Linked DNA regions of Homo sapiens: region 2 is linked to region 1. Evidence: read pairs that join two places in POLR2A ChIA-PET (ENCODE). Cell type or tissue: A673. All regions are shown on one strand. Links, peaks and the distances in the headings refer to the core of each region. The heading gives the core; the rest is flanking DNA.

Evidence for each region. ChIA-PET counts read pairs that join two places held together with the same protein. Peaks named below come from ENCODE experiments on the same cell type or tissue, not always from the same donor. Only the 100,000 strongest peaks of a DNase experiment are listed, where the experiment ranks them.
Region 2: POLR2A ChIA-PET joins it to region 1 with 6 read pairs; 2 of 35 experiments call an interaction of 5 or more read pairs at or near these places.

The regions. Positions count from the first base shown.
Region 1 is chrX:47,511,223-47,515,619 of GRCh38, forward strand. It overlaps LOC124905183 (a long non-coding RNA gene), which reads right to left and starts at 2,639. Exons shown (of 2, transcript XR_007068224.1): 1 at 2,480-2,639. It also overlaps the pseudogene NUS1P1. RefSeq lists enhancers at 1,548-2,049, 2,050-2,549. In A673, for the core only: no CTCF peak of the experiment used is centred there; no DNase peak of the experiment used is centred there; H3K4me3 peaks cover 672 bases.
Region 2 is chrX:47,022,358-47,026,754 of GRCh38, forward strand. JADE3 (jade family PHD finger 3) reads left to right here. Exons shown (of 11, transcript NM_014735.5): 5 at 2,367-2,557. Among named protein-coding and RNA genes, the nearest start is that of RGN, 54 kb to the right of the region's middle. In A673, for the core only: no CTCF peak of the experiment used is centred there; no DNase peak of the experiment used is centred there.

The sequences.
Region 1 (4,397 bases), core at 187-4,186:
AGTTTTAGATAAGTATTGTACACTTGTTGATAAGGGTTTTCTGAAAACAGTCTATCAAATATAAAGAATGGTTTCTATCTAAGAATCAGCAGTGAGGGAAGAAATATTAAACACCTATCAAGAAATCAATTATTCATTTTAAAAATAACAGAACCAGTGCTGCTCTCTGTCATAAAAGAGAACATGTAAAATTTATTTTTATAGACTTTGGTAATATTTTATTTCCCCACAGAGGCCTTCAATCCTACTTAAAGATATTTTACACACAGTAACCATCAGGATTTACTGAGTAAAAATCTCAGGTATTAACCATGCCCCTAAAATGTGCTATTCCAAAGAGGAACAGGTTACTTTTGAGGAAAAAAGCTGCCTTGGTAACTTCCCTCAAATGTTTATTTTAAATAAAAATGGTTGATGGAAATATTTTTTAAAAGAACTTTGGGTATAATATGGCATACTGCCCATCAAACAAAAAAGGAAACCAAAACTTTCTTTCCATTTATAATAAGTTTTCCACCTTTACTATCAAGATTACAACTTATTGACCTTTTATGCTTGCTTGGTTTTTTTGACTGCCTAATCCAATGTTTAAATTTTTAAAAGTCTGCATTTCAATGTAGTAGGAGTTATTTTTCAAATAATCTTCAGAACCCAGAATACAGAGCAACTCTCAGAATACCAGAGCAACACTCTCAAGTCATACTTTTGAACCCAGAATACCAGAATACCAGACTTCAGAACCCAGAATACCAGAGCAACACTCTCAAGTCATACTTTTGACTACAATTAAGAGATGAAAATGGACGGATATCTGAAGATAGGTATTCCCTCTGCTCTGAAGGTGAGCAAGATTTTAACATGTGAGCAACACAGAACTCCACTCCTCTGGAGCTCCTTTCAACTCAGAATGCTTCAGTTCAGTAAGTCAATATATTATTCTTAAAAATTAAAGTTTGGTCACTAAGAAGGACTGAACAAAAATTATTCCCCTCCCGCCAAACACAACCAGAACAGTTCTAATCAGGCCCTCTTCTCCCCACAAAAATAGGGAAGTAGCTGGGCTGAAGACTTTAAGTGTGACATTTCAGTTCCTAAAACATCACTGCTATTTGCTCAAAGTTGTAGGTCTATGTATTTCCTTCTCCAATACGTCCCCATTTATAAGTTTATTTCCATGCATACAAACGTGCACATGTGTGCACGTGCACACCCACACACACACACTCACTCTCAAGTAAGACACTTTTTTGTGTTTGTTGATAAATTATGAGGATTATGAACCAGGTGTGTACAGGGTTTCATAGGTGCTTTGTAAACATCAGAGTCACTTGGGTCCTTTCCTCCACAAGCCTCAAATCAAATTACGCAACCAATGACCACTACTTTCCCAGACGCTGTTCACAGGCTGCATATTGACGAAGGGCAGAGAAAAAGTCCTCATAACTGATGTTTAGGTGGGAAGGCAAAGAGACAATCTCAGTCAATCTGATGTGCCAGGGAAGAAAGCCTAATGTGCTGTCCACAGGACCGAACTTCAATACTAAATCAGGATCAGGACAACCATTTGAACTAAGTAAACTGCCTAACGTATCTACATCCAAATCTGTGGGTCTCTTTTGCTTCTGGGCCACTAACTGGCAAAAGTCCTGAGCAGCTCTTACAATATCTGCTTTTCCATCTTCCGGAGACAGCACCTTCACTGCCAAATGGCAATTTAAAACTTGATCGTCTTTGTCATTACTATTTGCAAATTCTGGTGAGTATTTTGAACAATCTAGGCCCAGAAGTTCTTGCTGTTGTTTTAAAATTTCATCCATCAATCTGGAATTATTTCTTTTGAAAATACCTTGGTGGTCGTAGACGCTAATGTAGGAGATGCCCACGGCCATACACCACACCACGAGGCTCGCGATGTCCGAGAAGCTGGGTTCCTGCTCCACCTCGGTGATCACCAGGCCCATATGCACAGGCAGCTTCTCCAAGGAACGACCGTCCGCGCGCCAGCGCATCCGGTGGTGTGCGGCTGCCAGGCACGACCCCCCGCGCGGGTGCCGGTGGTGACGGCGGTTCCTGCCGACTGCCGGGGGCTTGCGGAGCGTGAAGCCGAGCGGCGCTAGGACCGCGGCAGAGGCGGCTCGGCAGCAGCGCCGCCAGATCCAGTTCCAGGTGCCGAACCGAACGCGGAGCCAGGAGGTGAGCGTGCGGTGCAGACAGAGCAGCGCGTGCAGCACCCGCCACACCAGCTCGTACAGCCCCGTCATACTCTTGTGGCCCTCGGACAACCCCTCTCCCTCCCGCCCACTCCCGCAGCGCGACGGCTTTTTATCCGCCCCTGCGGCCGCGCGGGCCATCGCTCCGCGTCCCCCCGCCCCCCGAGCCCGAACCCCTTTCCACTGCCAACATCTCACCTCGCCCCCGCCGCCATCTTCCCATGCCTTCTATTTTATACAAGCAAAAAGAATAGAAGAAAGCAGCTTACCTGCCACCAGCCCCAAACCTCACTTTAAAATCAAGTCAGTCCACATGGCCAAGGATGCTTGTCTTTTCACAGACATCCTCGAAATGAAACATCTGCTGCCTGCTAACAGCATGATGAAGACTCCAAACTTTCCCATCAACCACACGCTCTCCTGGAATACATCACTCCACCGTTATCTTCCTCTATATTCCAGAACTGAATTCTCATGACCTTTAACCTCCAGTCACTTCCCCAAATTGGAATGTGTAGGGCAGCAGTGAACTGCATAACCGGACCTAACATGCTTACGAAAACGTCTCCCACTTTTTCATTTTCAACCTCTCCATTACAAGTATTCCCATCCTTAAGCTTGGATATAGCTCTATTTCATTCATATATCCAATCTGAGATCCTCTTTCATTATTAGGTGAGTTAAATCATTTATATTCAGTGTGAGCTTTTGGCCTTCTCTCTAAAGCAGTGAGTCTTTTTTTTTTTTTTTTTTTTTTTTTTTTAATGGGACAAAGTCTCGCTCTGTTGCTCAGGCTGGAGTACAGTGGGGCGCGGTCTTGGCTCACTGCAACCTCCACCTCCTGGGTTCAAGTGATTCTCCTGCATCAGCCTCCCGAGTAGCTGGGATTACAGGCATGCACCACCACACCTGGCTAATTTTTGTATTTTTAGTAGAGACGGGGTTTCACCATGTTGGCCAGGCTGGTCTCCAACTCCTGACCTCAGGTGATCTGCCCGCCTCAGTCTCCCAAAGTGCTGAGATTACAGGTGTGAGCCACCATGCCAGGCTGAGCCGAGAGTCTAGCAGTGAGTCTTAACAGGGGGTGGTCTTGCCCCCCACGGGACATTCAGGAATATCTGTAGACGTTTGTTTTGATTTTCACAATGAGGTGCTATCAGCATCTAGTTTGTAGAAGCCAGAGATGCTGCTAAACATCCTACAATGCACAGTCTGCTCCACCCACCACGAAGGAGTTGTTATAGATGTTCAAGAGTCATATATTCTATTTCTTAATAATTATCTCCTAGAGATGCAATCGTTGACATTTCTGGGCTGTGAATCACTGGCCCAGTACACACGCTATAAATCACCTCCATAGAACACCCTGTTTTCTGACTTCCAAAGGCTCCTAATCACTGCTTCACACGCTCAGCAACACTGACCCCAGGATCTGGTGTTGATTAACAAACACTGATCCATAATCACTTCCATCTACTGTCCCCCCAAAACTCACTTACTTCATCCCCAAACCCCTTAATTACAAACACTTAATCACTAAGAAGCATAGATTTCATAAGACTAAGGCCCCACCCAGACCACATGGAACAAAAGCTACCCCACAGGCACCAGTCATATGGCCTCTAACCACTGACCCCTAGAGCACCCATATCCCAGAAGCCCACCAGTCACTATCTTGTAGCTTGGAAGTTGTCACTCCCATCCTCACAAGAAAAAGAGCTGAACAAACGGAAACAAAACAACTCTTCCCAGATTTGTCAGAGAATTGAGGGCACAGGGCAAACTGATGCCCTGAAAAAGTGGAAAGACAGCAATACAGAGAATCACAGCTTATCAGGAGCAGGCATGAGTAGGAAAAGGTAAACCAACAGATCAACTATTGGAGTCTGAGCTGCTCTCAACTACTGGACATGAAGTTCCTCTGTCCCCTCATCCCTGCCAAAACATGGCATGATCCAGCTCTCCAATTTATGGCAGGTGTAATGGGGCAGGTGTAAATAAGTTGATTACATCATGTTTCCTTTTATTTATTTATTTTTTTGAGACGGAGTCTTGCTCTGTTGCCCAGGCTGCAGTGCAGTGGCGCAATCTCGGCTCACTGCAACCTCCACCTCCCTGGTTCAAGGGATTCTTCTGCCTCAGCCTCCCAAGTAGCTGGGATTACAGGCACCCACCACCATGCCCGGC
Region 2 (4,397 bases), core at 200-4,199, 490 kb before region 1:
CTCAAATATTTGTTCCCTTTGGCTTTAAAAACTCCATATAGTAGAAAAATTAAAATGTGCAAATGTGTGTCGTTGTTATTAGCTTTATTCAGGTTCATTATTTGGAATCAGGCTTTTGGAAGAATGCTTATTAGGAGGCAGTATTCTCTACATTTATAGGGTGGACTATGCCTGTATATATTTTATGTTTATTCATTGGAATATGTTTGTGTTTGTAAATCCTTCCATATATGTGATGACTCTAGAGTAAAGAAACTGGCTCTAGAAGCCTTCCGGAGAAATGATTTTCATTATTTTATGATGACATACGTGTGTTTATTTCTTTTTTTAGATGGACCACCTTGTTCTTTAAAATTGCCACAGAATAATAATCCAGATTTTTCTCTTGGTTAAATTTTCTGAGGCCTCATACAGTATTTAAACCACCAATAATAACTTGTTGGCATGAAAAAAATTTATTTTTTTCTCTGGTTTCCTTGCCTTGAGCCCTTGGATGTCAGGAAGGGTGAGGGGAAATATCAGTCTGCTTGGGCTTAGATTTATGGTTGCTATTGTTTATGGTTGGGAAATGGATTGAGTGTGCATAGCTCCATGGCCTCTTGGCTTTAACTCATTTGCATAAATAGTGAAAATAATAAGGAATATAAAAACAATAACAATGACGTTATTGAGCATCTATTTTTACTGTACACTAAGCCAAACACTTTCTGTTTTTTTCTATATAATTGTTATAATAGTCCTACAAATTTGGCATTTTTTCCCTTCAACTTTTAAGTTCAGGGGTACATGTGCAGGATGTATAGGTTTGTTACATAAATAAACGTGTGCCATGGTCGTTTGCTGCACAAATCATCCCATCACCAAGCTGTTAAGCCTAGCATGCATTAGCTATTCTTCCTGATGCTCTCCCTCCCCTCACTGACAGGCAGCAGTGTGTGTTGTTCCCCCTACCATGTGTTCATGTGTTTTCATCATTCAGCTCCCACTTATAAGTGAGAACATGCAGGTTTTGGTTTTCTGTTCCTGCGTTAGTTTGCTGAGGATAATGGCTTCCAACTCCATCCATGTCCCTGCAAAGGACATGATCTCATTTTTTTTTGGCTGCCTAGTATTCCATGGTGAATATGTACCACATTTTCTTTATCCAGTCTATCATTGATGGGCATTTAGGTTAATTCCATGTCTTTGCTAGATATTATTTTTATCATATTTAATGATTGTTATCCTTACATTTTAGCTAAGAAAACTGAACCTTATATAAAGTAAGTGGCCAGGCACAGTGGCTCACGCCTGTAATCCCAGCGCTTTGGGAGGCCAAGGTGGGCGGATCATGAGGTCAGGAGTTCGAGACCAGCCTGGCCAACATGGTGAAACCCCTTCTCTACTAAAAATACAAAAAATTAGCTGGGCGTGGTGGCACTTGCCTGTAATCCCAGCTACTGGGAGGCTGAGGCAGGAGAATCACTTGAACCCGGGAGGCGGAGGTTGCAGTGAGCCGAGACCATGCCACTGCACTCTACCCTGGGCAACAGAGCAAGACTCCATCTCAAAATAAATGAATAAACAAACAAACAAATAAAGTAATAGCCTGAGATCACCATGTAAGTGAGTGACAGAAAAAAACAAGCCTCTGTGAGACTAAAGCTTGTTTTCTTTACCACCATCCAGTATTGTCTCCGTGACAGAAAATTATTAATTTGGCTGAAATATATCTTTGGTATGGGATCTGGCTGTGCCTTTGTGCAGATATCGCCCCCTCCCAGGTTGGTTTCCTCTTCTAAATAAACTTGGTGGCCATTGTACCAAGAACACACTAATGTGACGACATTTTATTAGAATGAATGGGCCAGTCGTGGTGGCTCACGCCAGTAATCCCAACACTTTAGGAGGCCAAGTTAGAAGGATTGCTTAAGGCCAGGAATTCAAGACCAGCCTGGACAACATAGTGAGACCCCATCTCTTACCCAAAAAAAAATTTTTCAAACGTTAGCCAGGCATGGTGGCATGTGCCTGTAGTCTCAGCTACTTGAGAAGCTGAGGCAGGAGGATCACTGGAGCCCAGGAGTTCAAGGCTATGGTAAGCTATGACCTTGCCACTGCATTCCAGCCTGGGTGGTTGAGCAAGAGCTTGTCTCTAAAAATTTTTTTAAAAATTAGAATGTTGGGAACCAGGATCCATGAGGGTGAATAAAGAATATTGTAAGCAGTCAGTGAGTTAACAGCACATGACAAAACTAAATTTGTAAAACCATTTGCTTTCTAGAAAGGAATCTGCCATACCTCCCAGAGGGCATTTAGCCATCCATTCAGTGCCTGAAATCTGTCATTTGTTGATTGTTATCATTGTCTTTCTGTTGCTTTTCTAGGATTATAGCTGAGAAGGTAAAGGACGTTCTGTTTATCCGACCCCGGAAGTATATTCACTGCTCCAGCCCAGACACCACAGAGCCTGGCTACATCAACATCATGGAGTTGGCAGCATCTGTTTGCCGCTATGACCTAGATGACATGGACATCTTCTGGCTTCAGGAACTCAATGAAGACCTTGCAGAAATGGGTAAGTTCTTTTCTCACAAGTAAGTTGTGACTTAATTCATGTTTTTTTTTTAAGTTATCAGAACCCTTTAGCTTGTTTTTATTTTTGTTGCCTCCTTTCTTTTCTGGCCTTTTCATTTATTTTTCTCATTGATTTTATCTTATTTCAGTGAGATATTTCTTCAAATGCATACATAGAAATAAAGCAATAATATTTAAATATGACCTTTTCTTTCCTCATTCATAGTTAATGGCACAGATCAAGGATAGCATATAGGTCTCATGAAGTTGTTTCCCAATTCAGGAAGTTTGAGAATGGCCATAGCTGATTGGCCATAGCTGATTGGACTTCTGGTTGAGAATTCTGAGGCAGGTTCCTGGCCTGAAAAGCAGTGTGATCAGTGAGCAGGGCCAGAGGTAGAGGCCCCTCTGGCAGGGGCTTGGAGAGAATCTCCAACTTCAGTATTGAGCAGCACCACTGCAACTGACAGATTGCTGTGACAGTACCCCTTAATGCAGGACTTGCTACCTGGAAGAAAAGTTGCAGGCCTAGAGCAAAACATTCACAAAGCAGTTCTTAGCTACTTCCACGGAGTTCTAGAGTTGTCATACAATATTCAAAAGATAAAATGAAACAAAAACAAGCAAATAAATTTATGTTTACATATGGAAGTAAACATAATTAATAATTTTAAAGTAAATGTGTGCCATACAATACCATACCAACAATACTGAGAAATGCTAGGCTGAAAGATAACTCATTTTATACTTACACACAGTTCTTGTTCATCTGTTTTCAGTCTAAGCAGTGTTCACGTCCAAGTTTTCCTGTAGATCTGTGGGTAGTTTTTAAGACTCCGTATAAGATATGGTGAAGGATACATTTGATCTCATTTTTGTTTGAATCACATTTTATTTCATTTTTGTTTGAATCACATTTGTTCATTGTTAGTATAAGGATCAGTGGTTTTTCTTTTCTTCCCGCCCTCCCTTTTTCCTTTCTTTCTTTTGAGGCTAGTATCTGAATGCACATGAATAAAAAACTGAAATTATATTAAAGCAGTTTGGCATGGGAATGATAGTTACTCTGCCAGTAACCAATCCTTATTCCTTGATTTTTAAAGCTTTTTGTTTTATGTCTTTTCTTGCTCTGCCCCCTAAGAGGAGAGGGGAGTGGTAAATTTAGGGTGGCAACCACAAAGAGAAGGGAATGAAAGACTGACAGAGAAGTAAAATCAGAATATGAGGACATAATCAAATGGATTCATGGCTCAATGTGCGCTTGTGTTCATAATGCATATAATATCCATAGCTATCACAATCATTGCAAGGCTGCCTTTGGCATGAAACTACCTTATTATGAGGTTCCTTTGGTATTTTGTAATTAATTCTCCTTGGGTGAGTTTTTTAAATAAACTTTTTATTTTGGAATAGTTTGATTTACAGAAAAGTTGCAGTTAGTACAGGGAGTTCTCATATACACCTCACAGTTTCAGTTCCCCTAATGTTAACATCTTACTTTACCATGGTACATATGTCAAAACTACAAAACCAATACTGGTACATTACTGTTAACTTCAGACTTTATTGGGATTTCAAGGTTTTTTTTTCCACTTACAACCTTTTTCTGTTCCAGGATCCCATCAAGTATACCACATTGCATTTAGGCTTGTAAGAATTTTAAAAGAGGATTGCAGTATCTCAAGCTTTTCTTTAGGGTGAATGATATTGCAGTGAGGTGTCTAAGAGCTTAAAGTAAACTTTTTAAAAACAATATTAAGCGTATTATGAATTAAGAACTTTTTAAGTTGAGTGCTGACTACATATTAAGCACCATACTAAGCAATGTACCAATATTACTT